4 separate regions of the Mus musculus genome follow, and all the other regions are linked to region 4. Evidence: chromatin loops called from intact Hi-C (ENCODE). Cell type or tissue: heart. All regions are shown on one strand. Region 1 overlaps Aff1 (AF4/FMR2 family, member 1). Region 2 has its middle 1.8 kb from the start of Aff1. Region 3 has its middle 4.0 kb from the start of Klhl8. Region 4 has its middle 33 kb from the start of Gm25721.

Evidence for each region. Peaks named below come from ENCODE experiments on the same cell type or tissue, not always from the same donor. Only the 100,000 strongest peaks of a DNase experiment are listed, where the experiment ranks them.
Region 1: it touches region 4 in a loop (3-fold over the local background); 2 of 42 quality-filtered maps call a loop at or near these places.
Region 2: a loop joins it to region 4, with 2.4 times the contacts of the local background. A loop is called at or near these places in 16 of 42 quality-filtered maps.
Region 3: a loop joins it to region 4, with 2.4 times the contacts of the local background. A loop is called at or near these places in 11 of 42 quality-filtered maps.

The regions. Positions count from the first base shown.
Region 1 is chr5:103,770,073-103,772,572 of GRCm38, forward strand. The region is part of intron 1 of Aff1 (AF4/FMR2 family, member 1); the gene reads left to right. Among named protein-coding and RNA genes, the nearest start is that of Aff1, 17 kb to the left of the region's middle. In heart, a CTCF peak has its summit at 940 (motif pointing left); DNase peaks (open chromatin) are centred at 559 and 1,499; H3K27ac peaks cover 1,343 bases.
Region 2 is chr5:103,751,103-103,753,602 of GRCm38, forward strand. It overlaps a transcript of Aff1 not described here. Among named protein-coding and RNA genes, the nearest start is that of Aff1, 1.8 kb to the right of the region's middle. In heart, a CTCF peak has its summit at 1,053 (motif pointing right); DNase peaks (open chromatin) are centred at 1,819 and 2,229; H3K4me3 peaks cover 1,166 bases; H3K27ac peaks cover 1,105 bases.
Region 3 is chr5:103,914,016-103,916,515 of GRCm38, forward strand. No RefSeq gene overlaps it. Among named protein-coding and RNA genes, the nearest start is that of Klhl8, 4.0 kb to the left of the region's middle. In heart, a CTCF peak has its summit at 996 (motif pointing right); no DNase peak of the experiment used is centred here.
Region 4 is chr5:103,689,988-103,692,487 of GRCm38, forward strand. It overlaps a transcript of Aff1 not described here. Among named protein-coding and RNA genes, the nearest start is that of Gm25721, 33 kb to the left of the region's middle. In heart, a CTCF peak has its summit at 1,327 (motif pointing right); DNase peaks (open chromatin) are centred at 1,784 and 2,334; H3K4me3 peaks cover 884 bases; H3K27ac peaks cover 642 bases.

The DNA.
Region 1 (2,500 bases), 80 kb after region 4:
AAGCAGGGGTCTCCCCAGGGCTGACGAGGGTAGTGCTGATGCTGACACTGAGGGATGGAAGGAGGTTTAAAGAGGAAGAAGGAGATGGCATGGCGTGAGCATTAGAAGCCCGCTCTACATCTGTTAGGTTTAATTCTGTGACTTTGGTTATCTGTGACTCTGAACACTGCCCCTTATGGTTTTTCAAATCTAGTGGTACTGTCCCACCAGACAGTTTTGGAACAAGATTTCTGACCAGACAGCAGGCAGTTGTCTTGATTCTTCATATGCTCCAGAAACCGCTGTTGTTTGCTGGAGCCCTGAGTCTGAAGGATTTGAGGATTCCCTGGGCCCTGCCGGTTTCAGTCACAGATCTGCTTTCCTAGGCTCTCCGCCTCTTCCTCCTGCCCCGTTCAATTATTTCACCTTATCATAGAGGATTTTAGTAAATTCATTGTCCTACTTAAGGCTCAGCCAGAGCCAGTCACTGGGGTGGCTTTATATTCATGTGTCCTCTTGCTTCCTCTGTTGAGAGTTAACAGGTAAACACAGGGTGGGGAAAGCTGTGTCCTGCCATAACGTGGTGAGAGACGCCTGAGGCCAGCCTGGCATCTTTCCCAGCACACAGCCCTGCCTTGCTTATCTTTGGGGATAAGGGGGGCAGAGGAAGACATTTAGGTGAGATAGCCAATAAGCTGGGAGATTTATGGCCTTTTCCCTTCATGTCAGGAAAGTGGATAATGAGAAGTTAATGCTACTACAAGACAGAATATTCCAGAGAAAATTATTTCCAAAGCAGTATGTACTTTTTAAAAATGAAAAGTCTTAAAGTGAACTTAAAAAAAAAAAAAGAGCTGGAGAGGTGTTCAGCATTTTACTGGCACAGGCTGCTCTTCCATAGGGGTCTTTCTTCATTCTCAGCACACATGAAGACTAAGTCTAGTTCCAGGAGAGCTGACACCCTCTCCTGGCCTGTGCGGGCATTGCATGTTCATGGTGCACATACATACATACATACATACGTTAGTCCAAATACACATACACAAAAAATACGTACATCTTTAAAATCATTTGAAGGAGGGCACTGTAGCAGGGTTTGCAAGCAAGCCTTTGTATAATGCTGTCTGTTCCTGAGAGGAGCTCTGAGCCTTTCATATAGCCCCAGGTGCCTGTTTAGCATTGGAGAAAAGGGCCTTTAGAGCACTCATTGGTAACACGTTGTCATCTGAGGCCCCTGTTAACTTTCTTTTTAATTCTGACTTCCACCTGTCCGCATGGTTCCTTCCCAGCACAGTTCTCTGTATGTGCAGTCACTTTAGGTCATTGCTTGTGGCTGGAGAAGATTGTAGGCCCTTGTTGCTGGGTTGCTGCTCTGGGATATAATTAGGGCGTCCTTGCAGACTGGGTGTTTGTAAGAAACTGTCATCCCCACAAATTATCAGGGCTTCTTTCAATCCCTGAGAAATGCGAGTTGGGGGTTGGGATGAGATAGGTACAAACAGTCCCGAGTGACTGATCACTCCTCACGGGGCTTGCTGCAGGGGTCACGGGGTCCCTTCCCTGCCTGAAGACTAATGCTCATCTTTCAAGACCCAGTTCAGATGTCTGCACACTGCACTAAGTTATTTGGGCTCCTCGGGACTTCTTCTGAGGTCCTTCCTCCTCATTCTGCAACATTGTAACTAACCTCCTGAACAGCACTTTTTCTCCTAGGACTACATCTCTTCCTTTGTGTGTCTCGGTAGGGTGTAGAATCTTATTTCCTTAGGTCTGGCACATAAAAAAGTCTGTATTTCCTGGAAATAAGTGGATTTTCTGTTGGTCTCCCTGAGGCTTAAGTGTTAAAAGCACAGGAAACTATAGACCAACTTATTTATGGGCTTGAATAAGTTTAAGTGATATGAATAATATTCAAGATGCCTTTGTATTGGAAGACAAGTATTTTATAGTTGCCTAAAATGAATTAGTTTTGCATCTTTGCTTTTTCTTAATTTATGACAGATCTGTGCGCTTCTGCTTTTTGAGGGAGGTGAGATGTGACTGTTAACACCCTCTCCAGGGTTTAGGCTCTTAAGAATCCTTAAGTGTGCCTCTTCTAGTTCTGAGCTTTCAGATAGTAGTTTCTCAGTGACAAAGGTAGGATGCTTTGTCGAGATTAATAAATACCCATTGTGCATATGCAAGTGAACAGCCCACTGCTTGTACTTGGGGAAGGATGATATATTCTGCATGTAAATGTTGATGTTTGGGCTAAAGTCCAGCCCAAGGAATCCCAGCAAGCTGTGTAAAGCTCACAGCACCACATAGCAGAGGTTAAATGAAGGGAGACTGCTCCAGGAAAACAGTAACTCACTGTTTAGCTTTAAGGAGATGCCAATTACAGCGGGTGGTGGGAGGTGATCGGGGTTAGGATGAAAATGAGAATATTTAGAAACATGTAATCGTTGCTGTGGCCATAGGAAGCACCAGTGCATGCTTCCAGCTTTCTCCTGGAAGAGTGTTGCTCTTCCTCCTACTTGGA
Region 2 (2,500 bases), 61 kb after region 4:
AGTAATGTAGAAATGGAAAGTTGCTCTTCTGTTGTGTGGGTGATTTGTGCTGTGTTGTTCCACAGTAGTTTTCTATCGTTAAGAGAACATATCCTGGATAATAAGGCAACTCTACATCTAAACCTTATAATGAATCAATTATTAATTAGGATAGAGTCTTGTATGTAGTTTTTGGCTGGCTTGGAACTTGCCACATAGACCAGGTGAGCCTCAAAGTGATCCACTTGCCTCTGCCTGTGCACTGGAACTAAAGATGTGTCTCATTTGTGCAGCTGGACCTTAGCAGTCTTGAACTTAGGTGCTTCCGAGATGAACAGAGCCTCATCCAAGTATGACTTCCTTTGTCTGAGAAACCAAGGATTGTGTGTGCTCACAGCTACTCCAGTCTGCTTTTGTTTACTTTTATTGCTGAACTAGACCTTGGGTCCTGTACGTGGAGATTTTAGGCTCCTGGACTTCCTTCTAGTATGATTGGATCTATTGCTAGATCTTTCCATTTTAGAATATTCTGATTTATATTACAAGCTACTCAGAATCCAGGAACCCAGCCCTGGCTGTCCTGGAACTCACTCTGTAGACCAGGCTGGCCTCAAACTCAGAAATCCGCCTGCCTCTGCCTCCCAAGTGCTGGGATGAAAGCACCACCCCCGGCAATCCTGGGACTCTTATAATGTCTAATTCGAATCCTATTCCATCTTCATGGGTAGATATTTGCTGTATTTTTCTCATTTTATATTTAATTGTCTCAGCAATTATCTGTTGAGAGATGAGTGCAGTTATTTATTTATTTAACGCCGGGCTAGATTTTTTTTTTTTTTTTTTTTTAAAGATTTATTTATTTATTTATTATATGTAAGTACACTGTAGCTGTCTTCAGATGCACCAGAAGAGGGCATTAGATCTCATTACAGATGGTTGTGAGCCACCATGTGGTTGCTGGGATTTGAACTTCGGACCTTCGGAAGAGCAGTCGGGTGCTCTTACCCACTGAGCCATCTCTCCAGCCCCCTAGATTTTTTTTTTTTAAGATTTATTTATTTTATATGAGTACGTTGGTGTTGCCTTCAGACACACCAGAAGAGGGCATCAGATCCCATTACGGATGGTTGTGAGCCACCATGTGGTTGCTGGAAATTGAACTCAGGACCTCTGGAAGAGCAGTCAGTGCTCTTAACTCCTGAGCTATCTCTCCAGCCCCCTGAATTTTTATTTACTTATTTGCATGTGTATGGGTGTTCTGTGTCTATGTATATCTATATGCCACATGTGTGCCTGATTCCTGAAAACAGAAGAAGGCTTCTGATCCCTTGGGACTGGAGTTAAAGACAGCTAAGGGAACATGGATGCTACTTAATGTGGAACCTAGAAAGTGACTCTGGGACCTCTGGAAGAGCAGATGAGCCCTCTCTCCAGCCCTCAGGCATGTTTTTGTAGCATCACATATTGTCATTTGGAACCCATTGCTCCTTAAGTCAAGCAGTGAGTCCTTCCCTCTCACCTTGGTCTGACAGTATGGGAAACTGTCTCACCTGTAGCAAGCTTCCCCTATAGCTCTGAAGGTAAAACCTTATCTTTGCAATAAACACTGAAAGTTGTTTTCCTAGAAGAGAGACTTGCCAGATGCCCAAGTCAGAAGCGTGCGAATTGTTATCTCTAGGAGACATGGTCTATGAAAAACCAGCTAGTTTCTGGTTGGTTTCTCTCTCCAGTCACTTCACACTCATCTTCAGGACTGGTGCTGTGCTTGTGAGCTTAGAACAGAACAGTGCTTTCTGTGCACTTCCCGTTTGTCACAAGGAGGAGGAGGGAGGGAGGAGAGACAGAGAGACTGACATAGAGACAGAGGGAAAAACCCCGCATTTCAGAGTCAAAATTCAAAGGACTAGTTAGTTCATCAAGGGCATTCCTAAAGTACACGAGTTCTCCAAACTACTACTGTAGGTGGTGGAGAAAGCAGTGTCTGGCAACTTGTCTCACTTGCCACCACAGCCTTCATTCCTGCGAAGGCGTCAGTCGTTCTCCACCATCAGAGCTAAAGCCAGGGGAGTGAAAGACAAGCTTTGTCTTGTGTTCTTATGTAAGTAGTTCTGACCTCTGAGAGGGACTACCGGAATCTGGAAACTTGCGGTATTTAGAAACTGGGCAATCAGTTACATGAGCAATATAATGTGGTGAGTCCCGGGTCGAACCCGGAGCGCACCAAGAAAGTGTCCTTCCAGCAGCAGGCTGGTCCTCCGGGATGCCCCTGTTAAGTCTTCTCCCTGCCTTTCTGCCCATCGTTGTTTTCAGCCGCTTCCCAGGCAAAGCCTGGTGTCTTTCCTGTGTCTGAGTTGACGCAATTTTCGATTGTGCTTTCGAGCGTTTACGTTGGTTTGCATCATGGTTTTTGTTTGCGGGGGGTGGGGTGGGGTGGGGTGGAGGGGAAGCAATTCTTTTAATTTATTAGGGGACTTCCCTGAATGGCTGTCTTCTGTGTAATCGCATGTTGCCTCGAAGAGGG
Region 3 (2,500 bases), 220 kb after region 4:
AGGCTCACCCACTCCTTGTCGCCTCCCCCCCCCCCCACAGTGAGACCCTCTTTTTATCCTTACAGTAACACGAATCCTCAAGCATTTTAATTAATTTTTACTTATCTGCAAGTTTCTTAGACAGAAAAGAGAAACATAGTACTTGATACATACTATGTTCTTAATAAATGATGCCTGCATACACATCAGCTTTGAGTAATTAATTGTTTTGCATACATGTCCAGTCAAGGGCCAGGTAGTAAGTAACTTTATTAAATAAACCTTGTCCCAGCTCTCCAGCTCTGCTTCGTAAATGACAGTAGCTAGTTCTCACTGCGGCTCCAGATACTTGTGTAAGAGACAATGTGATAAAGGTCCGAGTGAACGGTGAAGGGCACACCTCTGGACGAGGTGGCACTGTTAGAAGACATGCTCACCAAGAGGTTAGTGGGTGAGACTAAAACAGGAAGCATCTTTGAGATGGCCACTGGCACTTCAGCTGTGCTCCTTGGAAATCCCCAGTGTTGACAGGATTTTTAACTTGTTACTAATCTGTCGTGGTGGTGGTTTTTGTCACTTTTTTTTTTCTTATTTTCAGTTTTACTACTTTGTCATGCCCTCGTCTAACCAGCTTCCACACCCTGCTGACCCTGCCTAGGTGCGTCTGACTCAGTCTGCACATGGAGGGAACTGGAATTCTCTTTGGAGCAATATATAAAATGTGAGAGTAAGAGCAATTGTCGTCCCATTCAAAATGATGACAATACGAAAGTGAACAGCTGGGCCTTGGACACAGGGTGGAATTCAGTGGTAGAGCATTTCCCTAGTTTGTGCCAAGCCCCAGGTTTGTTCAGCAGTTACGAGCACATACATGAACACACAGGCACACAAAGAAAAATCACTTGCAATAATTATTTTTGAAACATATCTAAGATGCTTCAAAACAAAACTTCATTCACACTTACTTTTTAAAGATTTGTTTGTTTATCATGTATACCATAGTCTCCCTGCATGTATAACTGCATACCAGAAGAGGGCACCAGATCCCATTACAGATGATTGTGAGTCACCATGTGGTTGCTGGAAATTGAACTCAGAACCTCTGGAAGAGCAGCCAGTGCTCTTAATCGCTGAACCATCTCTCCAGACCAATTCACTTTTTTTTTTTCCCCGAGGCAGGGTTTCTCTGTGTAGCCCTGACTGTTTCAGAACTCACTTTGTAGACCAGGCTGTGCTTAAACTCCAAGATCCACCTGCTTCTGCCTCCCAAGTGTTAGGATTAAAAGCATCCACAACCATTACCATTTTCTTCATCTTTATGGTTGGAACAGGCAATATGTTTTCATAGCAATATGTTTCAAGTTCGTGTTTTCCAAATTATGAAAAGTGTTTCTTTTGCTGGGTCTGAGGTTTTTCCTGTGTAGCCTCAAACTCTCATCAGCCTTCCTACCTCAGCCTCCTGGGTGCTGGGACTATATAGGCAAACACGACCACAGCTGGCTTTGAACACACTCCTTTTTTTTTTTTTTTTTAAATTTATTTATTATATGTAAGTACACTGTAGCTGTCTTCAGACACTCCAGAAGAGGGAGTCAGATCTCGTTACGGATGGTTTTGAGCCACCATGTGGTTGCTGGGATTTGAACTTCAGACCTTTGGAAGAGCAGCCGGGTGCTCTTACCCACTGAGCCATCTCACCAGCCCAACACACTCCTTTTTATTAAGCTATAGTTCCATGTGACATACTCTCGGGCATTAAATTTACATCTTCATAATACACTTTATGTCTGAAAAAAATTTACAATAAAAATAAAAGAAAGATCTTCTTAGCTGCATCTCCTTGCTTTCTTTCCTCAGTCAGAGAGCTCCAGCATTTTTTTAGTGATGAATGTAAAAGTTCACTTCTTATTCCTTCTTACAATTATCTACAAAGTACAGATGGCTACGAGACAGAAGGCCAGGTGTTTCATTAGACTTTGTTGAAAATTTCTTTAAAAGGAATTAAGCAAGCTTATGGGAGGAAATATCTGTCTTATATTTTTTCTTCCTGGGAGGATTTTAGTGTGTGTGTGTGTGTGTGTGTGTTTGTGTGTGTGTGTATCTCAGCCCTCTTGGAGCATAGTGGTATTTGAGGATGGATGGAAGTCATGCATAGGATGGCGGGAAATGATAGGAGGATTGTGAGTCTCCGGTGATTGATCCTTGAACCAGAATCTCAGTCCTACGTTATTTCCGTTTAGACAATGAAAGCCACGGATTCACTGAATTTTGTTTTATACAGTCAGACCCGGACCTGGTTTAAGATCATACAAAGAAACGTGTGCAATACGTACGTCATGGAGAATCTCTTGGGTATTAGGTTAGGATAAATTATGTGAATTTCTTCTTGCTCATGTGATAGTATCCTGACCTCCCGACCCTTGTGGAACAGAATGGGATAGAGTTTGAGCGCAATCATAGCTCAGGCATGTCTACCTAAGAAAAGTCCAATAATGGATCTGGACTCCAAATCTTAGCTGCA
Region 4 (2,500 bases):
AAATTAAACACTAAACTTCCAATATCAACATATGTTCCTCCTGTCTTTTACCATGAGATACATATTAGAAAAAAAAAACCATAAATATAATAGGTATAGAACCAAAAGGATTTTTAAAATCACATATTGATGCTGAGAACAGATAGCAGTTTCTATTAGAAAATTGTACGAACATCCAAACCCCAGAGACCATTGCTATCCGACCCTGTTCAGACAACTCTAGCATTTAATCTAAAGTCACGGGGGAAACAGGTGTAGCTCTAGGATAGAGCAGGCCCCAGGTTCACTCCCAGATATTACAACCAGCAAACAGGGTGTTCACCTAGCATGTAAACAGCTTAGCTGGAAGGCCCGGCTTCCACTCTCCGTGCTCAGCGCTACACCCCTGTAATCCTAGCTCTGGAAGCGGAGGCAGCAGGATCCGAACCCTTTCAAGGTCATCCTTGGCTACCAAGTGAGTCAGAGGCCAGCTTGAGCTACACGGGAAAGTGTTTCAAATAAATAAGCAACCGCTTGGGATCAACAACAAAACCCCTGCCCAGTTTCACCAGGGACATCAAAATTATTTTCATGGTGAAGCAAATTAACACAGTCTTGCCATGGGGGGCACAGTGGAAGGGCAAGCTTGGTCCCCCTGAGCTATGTCCCCTACATTCTGGAAAACAATCCATGGAAAATAAGGCACAGTAGTCAATAAAGTGTTTAATTTGGAAAATGCAAATATTGATCGATCTGATTTTCAATTTGTAGACAGTGAAGGTCTCATGAGGGGCAAAGCAATACTTAATTGAAAAAAAAAAGGAGACGAACACAGAGCATATGAGGGCTCATTTTTCATACTATATATATATATATATATATATATATATATATATATATATATATATATTTAAGATGTATTGGGATGGGGGATAGGAAACAAAATAACAACAAAAAGAGCAGAGGATTTGGCTTAGTTGGTATCATGCTTACCAAGCCTATTCAGAGTTCAGGGCTCCATTTCGCCTCTAGGCCAGAGAGTCGAGCTTATAATCCCAGAATTTAAGAGGTATAGGCAGGAGGATTGGGAAGGAGCTTAACATTGCTCTCAGCTATATAACAACTTTAGGGATACATGAGACCGTATCTCAAAAATTAAATACAAATAAGAAGAGAAAGAAAAGAAGAAAAGGAAAATAAATTGGGGGTGTGGCTTAGTGGTAAATTCAGTGCCCTGCACACTTTCTGGATCTTATCTTCAATACAACCAAAAGAAACAAGAAAAGTTTAAAAAATTAAAAGATTTATTTATTTAGTATTCATGTGAGTACACTGTAGCTGTTTTCAGACACACCACAAGAGGGCATCTGATCCCACTATAGATGGTTGTGAGCCACCATATGGTTGCTGGGAATTGACCTCAGGACCTCTGGAAGAGTAGTCAGTGCTCTTAACCTCTGAGCCATCTCTCCAGCTCCATACATTATACTCTTTTCCCTAGACACTGGATAGTTTATCTAAGTAAGTGACTTTTGTAATTTAAGACAGGTAGCCAGGTATAATGGTGCTACCTAGTGAGACTGGCAAAAAAAAAAAATAATAATAATAATAATAATAAAAAGAAAGGAAAAAATTTTAAAAAGACACGCATGGGCGTGGCCTATGGCCTAGGACGGTTCATAGTATTTCTGTCTCTTTCCGGGAAGAAAGTGAGGTTCCTGATTGGGAACAGCTGACTAGCGTGTTCAGTGGAGAACTCTAAGGAACTTCACCCTTCTTCCTGTGGGGCTGTGCTACAAGGTCCCCTAAGCACCCAATAGAATTCCCTGCGGTTGAGAGAGGAGAGCCCAACTTACTTAAGTCACTTGGTTGCCCGTGATATTGAGCACCGTACTTATTTTTCAGAGTTTCAGTTTCATTATTTGGGGAATGGGAACAATATCCGTGTAAGAAGGTTGCTGCGAAGATGAACCCGGCCTGTGTGTGAAGTACGTTTTTGTTTTTTGTTTTTGTTTTTTCAGCTGTAAATCGCTCCCCCAGATGTTAGTTATTATCACCATTAAAGGACATGGAATCCGTTTCAATTGCACAGGAGCTTGCAAAAAAAAAAAAAAAAAAAAAAAAAAAAGCCTTCTTGACACTTTCCGTTGCAACTTGACCCGGAGCTTAATCTATCTGGTTGTCAAGCTAAAGGGTTCTGGTGCCCTGCAGTGGCCTGGGGCAGGGTCACGCACGCGGTCGGCGTGGCCACTGTCGCGTTCCCTCCCCCACGAGCCTCCCACCCGCGTCTCCGCAGGAGGACCGCGGTGTCCCTGTCTTTCGGGGTGGCTCCGGTCGGAGGGTGTGGGCTGGGGCGGAGCTGTGCCGGTGGGGGTGGGGTGAGGCGAGGGGCGTGGCTTGGCACCGAGGGCGTGGCCTGAGCCTCCGGGCGTTCCGGGCGGCCGATGCCCGAAGCTGGCGAGCTGGGAGCTGGCAGAGCCTGGAGCATTCGGCCAGCAGCCTGCACGCACAGTGGTGCGGA